2 separate regions of the Homo sapiens genome follow, and region 2 is linked to region 1. A link is a loop called in an ENCODE intact Hi-C map of the cell type or tissue named here. Cell type or tissue: sigmoid colon. All regions are shown on one strand. Each heading gives the region's core, and the rest is flanking DNA. Links, peaks and the distances in the headings are about the cores only. Region 1 has its middle 79 kb from the start of DCLK2. Region 2 holds the start of MAB21L2 (mab-21 like 2).

The links. A loop is a pair of places that touch in the nucleus more often than their neighbours do. Peaks named below come from ENCODE experiments on the same cell type or tissue, not always from the same donor. Only the 100,000 strongest peaks of a DNase experiment are listed, where the experiment ranks them.
Region 2: a loop joins it to region 1, with 6 times the contacts of the local background. A loop is called at or near these places in 4 of 110 quality-filtered maps.

Annotation. Positions count from the first base shown.
Region 1 is chr4:149,998,241-150,001,160 of GRCh38, reverse strand. No RefSeq gene overlaps it. Among named protein-coding and RNA genes, the nearest start is that of DCLK2, 79 kb to the left of the region's middle. In sigmoid colon, for the core only: CTCF peaks have their summits at 1,306 and 1,507 (motif pointing left); a DNase peak (open chromatin) is centred at 1,450; H3K27ac peaks cover 191 bases.
Region 2 is chr4:150,580,354-150,583,197 of GRCh38, reverse strand. The region is part of intron 40 of LRBA (LPS responsive beige-like anchor protein); the gene reads left to right. It overlaps MAB21L2 (mab-21 like 2), which reads right to left and starts at 1,047. Exons shown (of 1, transcript NM_006439.5): 1 at 1-1,047. The coding sequence starts at 168. It overlaps LRBA-AS1 (LRBA antisense RNA 1), which reads right to left. Exons shown (of 2, transcript NR_149035.1): 2 at 1,964-2,844. In sigmoid colon, for the core only: no CTCF peak of the experiment used is centred there; DNase peaks (open chromatin) are centred at 187, 797 and 1,367; H3K4me3 peaks cover 2,500 bases; H3K27ac peaks cover 1,573 bases.

The DNA.
Region 1 (2,920 bases), core at 90-2,589:
ATATAAATGAAGACAGTGGAATGAGTTTAAGAACTTGCCCATGGTCACACAGACAACATGTGGGGGCAGGTTTTTAAGCCAGAAGTGGCTTTTTGCAGGCTTCCTTGACTAGTAGGCACTACTACTGTGATTCTCCCCATCAGAACCAATGTCTTTTTTAAGAAAAGTATCACATAATATCTTCTTTACTACTCTGACATGAAATTCACAGAAAACATAATACCCCCCAATTAAAAAAAAAATCCCTGACTTTAATATAAAGGAGAAACTCAAGGCAGGTATTTTTTATGAAGTAATATGGTTTTCAATAAGTAAATACTTTGACTTGATGATACTAGAAGTCATCATGAAGTGGTCAGATGCTTATGCTCATCTGCAGAATCTTCATAAATGTGTCAGCTGGAAAAGCAGAATGGGGTAGGCGTGTAGTATCAGGACTCAAATACAGGTGAAAGAACTTTCTAAAATGGTTAACAATTTTTGGGAAAGTTTCAAACTAAATAAAGTATAGTTTTACTTCAATTTATGCTATTGTTTAATTTCTGTAAAATTCAGTTTGCATGAAAATCATGCAAAAGGCTTTGTGTTTACATGTAAAACATGAGATAAGTATAAGGAGGCTGTTCATGTAGATGAATGACCAATGGGACATTGGAAAGACATGAGGGATGGAGAGAGTCAGTTTCCCAGGGCAGGATGGTTCCACACCTGGTCAGATGCCCGGGATTCTTGGCCCTCACCCATTAATGCCAGGAACACCTTCCAAATCATTGTGAAATCCATAAAATGACCTCCACAAATTTCTAAATTGCCACTAGGGTGGTCTTGCTCCAGGTGAGAACTACTGCTCTATTGAATACTCGGAAGAAACTAGTACTGCAAAGCCAAGGGAAATTACATAGTGCTAGATGAGTTAATGGAATATGGAACAGAAGTGTAATATTGCAATTAATTATGGAGTGGTATTTAAGCATGGAAACAGAAATAGGGCCTAGAAAGTATGACATATGAGAAATGAAGAATAAGCACTTTCAGGAAGAAGGACTCAAGGAAGACTTCTCTCCCTGCTGCCACAACTGCGTCAAGTTCTCTTTTAATACCCTGTCATAGCAACCTGTGTCTCTGCTTTGATACTCAGGACAATTGTCAGTAAATAGATAATTGCCTATGGCCCGTTTATATCTGTCTCTTTCACTAACAGATAACTTTCAATATCTGTATTGTTTACTGGGTATTACTAATACATAGAGAGGGTATTTTATGCAGTATTAGGGACTCAATAAATATCTGTAGAATGATTATTTAGTGACACTTGTTTGAAGGATTTGGAGGAGGATTCTGAGAAGTTTGGTTAATATGGCCTTGATTCTGATTCAAAGACTACTAACAGTATATATGCTGATTTCCATGCTAGCCCGCTGTTTGAAGTCTGGCCAATTAAGTACTGCCTCTGCAGACATTTCGCACTGGTTTTGCAAGCATAACTCTAGTGCCACCTTCTGCCAGGCAGAGAAACATGCTCAGATAATTTCCATTATGAGAATCTGGATTTGATGCTCAAACAGTTCTTTATGCTATAGAATTTATTAGATAATTTTTTAAATGCTAAAATAATGGGAGGTCTATAAATTCCCATTCAAAAATGCAAATTTTGGGCAATCTATAAATAATGCTGGCTGGAGTAAACAAAATCCCTATTTTCAGCATTTGAAATACGGGGAGTTTTCTTAGAGAAGAGAGAAGATTTAGGACTTTGTCTTACTGATTCAATGTCATTGTGTATAAGTTTAAAAATTATTACAAAAATGCTCCGATTATTATGAAAACATATGCACAGGTACTTGCTACAGAAAAGCAGCTTTGTGTATAGAATTCTCATTGACGTTATCAAGAATAGCTATTGTGGAGGAAACAGTTGGAACCCAGGTTCTGAAAGTATTTGATCAGAAGTTCTGCAAATCAACAAAACCTTTTTCCTATCATAAAAATAAAACCGATTTTTAAAATACATATTCATGGGTAATCACAAAACCTGCAATGCTCCTTTTCTCTGGTAAGACAATATCTTCTTTTTGCACAGCACTTTTTAATAATCTGTATGCTGTTGTACATTATGTGAATAAACAATAATATCTGAAGACACAAACAGTGTTGGATAGTGGTAACACTGTTACGCAGCAGGTGATTTTGTGTTGCAAGCACGAAGGAACAATTTTCTTATTTCTTATTTCTTTTTTTTTTTCGAGACAGAGTCTTGCTGTGTTGCCCAGGCTGGAGTGCAGTGGCATGATCTCAGCTCACCGCAACCTCTGCCTCCCAGGCTCAAGGGATTCTTGTGGCTCAGCCTCCCAAGTAGCTGGGAATACAGGTGTGCGCCACCAAGCCCGGTTACTTTTTGTATTTTTTGTAGAGATGGGGTTTCACCATATTGGCCAGGCTGGTCTTGAACTCCTGGCCTCAAGTTATCTGCCTGCCTCGGCCTCCCACAGTGCTGGGATTACAGATGTGAACCACCAGGCCAGCCAGAACAACTTTCAATTTTTACTCTAAACAGAAAGGAAGTGTCTCTTCCAATGGAATAAAGGTCAAAACCCTCTTTTGATAGCCATAAAATCATAGAGCAAAAGCCACCAATGTTTTTCTTAATATTTCACATAGTAAATATTTCAGATTTTGCAGGCCATAAGACCTCTATCACAACTACTCAGCTCTGAAGTTGTGGTTTGAAAGCAGCCATAGACAACTTGTAAACAAGAGAGGATGGCTGTGTTCCAATAAAACTTTACAAAAACAGGTAGTGGGCTGGATTTGGCCTTGGGCTGTAACTGCCAACTCCTGGCACAGATCACTGAGTATGCAGCTTCAGAACGGAGAACTGCTCTTACAGGGACAACCAGAAAACTTGCTCCAGAAAGACATG
Region 2 (2,844 bases), core at 1-2,500, 580 kb before region 1:
CAAGGAGCTGATGAAGCGAGGCTCCTGCACCTCCACTTCCTTGAGCACGTCCGAGACCACCTTACAGACCTCTCGGATGGTTTTGGCGATGGCCGCCTTGCGCGCCTGACAGCGCTCAGTGTAGTACTTATTGAGCTGGTAAACCAGCTTGGCCTGAGCGGCGATCATGTTGGGGCACAGGTCCGGGCTATACACCGGCGTCTCGCAATACGTTGAGGGATCCAAGGCTCACGCACTGGTGGTGGCCCAGCGGCTTTCGAAAGAGGCGGTGCGCTCCCCGTTAAGCCCTACTTTCACTCTCGTTTTCCACCTGGGCTGACCGGCTGATACCGTAGCCGGCTTGTTTTTTCCTTTTCCCTCTTTCGAAACCTCTTTTCTTCTGCAGAAGAATTAGGGGAGAAAAGGTGATTTTCTAAAAAGAAAAGTACCTCTTGGAACCTTTTTGCTTTCTCTTGATATGTAAAGATGACCGTGTGCGAGAGAAGCGGGGTGGGCGTGAGGAAGGAGAAGGAGAGGGAAAAAACTCAGGATACCAAAAGGTTAGGCTTAGATGTCTGCAGCCGAGATTGTCCAGAAATCTGGAAATGAGGTTTTTTAAGTGCCAAAGTAAATTTAAAAATAAAAGCGAAACATTCAGTGGTTCATTCTTAAACTTCTCTTCCACGCTGATAGGACTTCTTCGCTCAGTGTAGGTGAGTGCCTTCTTCCTCACCCTCCCCCAAATGGAAGGTGCAGGAGGTAATTAATGTCCAGAGAGCTGCGAAGTACAACTCAGTCCGCCGTGCACTTGGAGGTTTGCTGACGCCCCACAGTCTCAGCGTGTTGGTCTCGTCTCTTCTCGGGGGGTCGTGTTATCGCAGTTTTCCTCTTTTCCTACTGGAGGCGTTGTTTGGACTGGGTTTGTTTGTTTGTAGTGGGTTCTCCTTGTGTTTCTTTAGGTGCAAACCGCTGGAAGTTGTTTGATAATCATTTCTGCTTCGTAATTTATACTTTTGGCCCTCACAAAATCCGTTTTAGTGTGACGAAGTCGTTGCTTGCGTTGCATCTGGGGTGTAGTTATAACGATTCAGGGTTTTCCTTCTTCTCCTCTAGCTTGCTTTTACAGATTCCACTTTCTGAGTCGTCTCTCCCCCTCCTCTCCCCTCCGACCTCTTTCTCGCCCCGCTCTCCCCCTGCTTCTCTCCCCCGCCCCCCTTCCTCGTGCTCGCTCTCTCTTCTTTCCTCTAACTCTCTCTGTCTCTCTCTCTCCCTCTCTCTTTCTTTCTCTCTCTCCCTCGCTGTTTCCTGGAGTTATTTAGTTTATGAATGGTCCCAGGGCCATCATGAGGGGGTGGAGCTTCAGTTCCTACAATCGCTATCCGAGCTGTCAGTGCTTTAGCCAATCCGAGAGAGAAGACAGGCACGCTTGGCGAACGGTAGCAGCCACCACTGCACTTGATAAAGAAACAGGGTAAAGAGAGAAGTAAGAAAATAGGAGGAGATAATGGGAGTCAAATGCTTGCACACATTTTACAGCCGTTCCTCTTTATCCTCCTCTCTTATCAGTAGCAAAGAAGAAAAAGAGTTTATATAGAAGGGACTCTCCTGGAGATGGCTGGAATAACGCGAGGGAGAGTAGCAATGGTTCAGAAAGGTTCACTTTTTTTTTTTTTAAATGATTCTATCAACATTGTGTAGTAGAAGGTGCAAACTGTAACAAAATTACTTTGGCTTGAAGGCAAATGGGAAGCGAAAGGGGAATCTGGGAAAGGACCTAATTTTTCCAGGTTTTTTCCTCCTTTAAAGTCATCCTCCTTTCTCTTCCCCTCCCCTCCCATTGTTGCCAAGAATCAGAGCAGTTGCTGTATATGTGCACCAGTGAGGGTTGGAGTGGATATAAGGTGAGGGTTTATAAATCTCTTTTTAGTAATTTCGATATGCTGTTTAAAAACAGGGCAGGGCAAAAACTAGTCCAAGCACCTTGTTTGATAATTATTTCATAATTAAGATTCACATGTATTTAATACCATTATTTTATCGTTACAAGAATTAACTAGTTACGAGAGAGAAAATATCTAAGTTGTGAGAAATGGTGCAAACTTACATGTCGTAGAACTTAGTAGGATATACTTTTAAAATAAGCTACTAAAATTGCTTCAAACTTAATGAAAAACAAGGCAAGTAAATGTAAACCTAAAGTTTTCTTAAAATCTTACTGTTGTAAATCTAATTGTGAATGTATTCTTAGGGGGTACAGGTACAGAGTTTCATTTGTAAAATGATTTTATTTTCATAATTGACTCTTGCTTTTAAAAGACTTCACTGCCACAAAAATCTATAACTATCCTGTTATTGATTACACAGATGGCTTCACTCCTCCCTAGGCATTTCAATGAAAGGCATGCATGTGCTTTTAGTATATGTATTATCCTAAACGAGTTGTACCCACTGTAGCCTTTCCATACTTTTGGGTGAAAAAAAAAGCTAGAACATTGTTTCTGATTTGCTTGATACTGAGGGTTTATGTATGAACCTAAGATGTCTGGATTCTGAATCTTTTTAACGTATTTCAGGTAGATGTGATTATTTTTAGTTTGATTTGGGAGGTTATATTCCAGCCCTGGGTTATGCGATAAAAATAAAAATCTATGCGTCCATTTGGGTGAAGACTTCGTTTTAGAAACCTGGTAGTTCGGCTTTTTCAAAACCCCTTGGGAGGGCTTGACTTACCCTCTTAAAGTCCGGCCGGGTGAACCTGAATTGAATTGCATAGGGAAGTTAATTTCTTTCTATCTACTTGGTATCAGACAATTGGGCCTCTTGGTTCTTTCTTACATACCTGGTGCGGACCACAGGCAGTTTGTC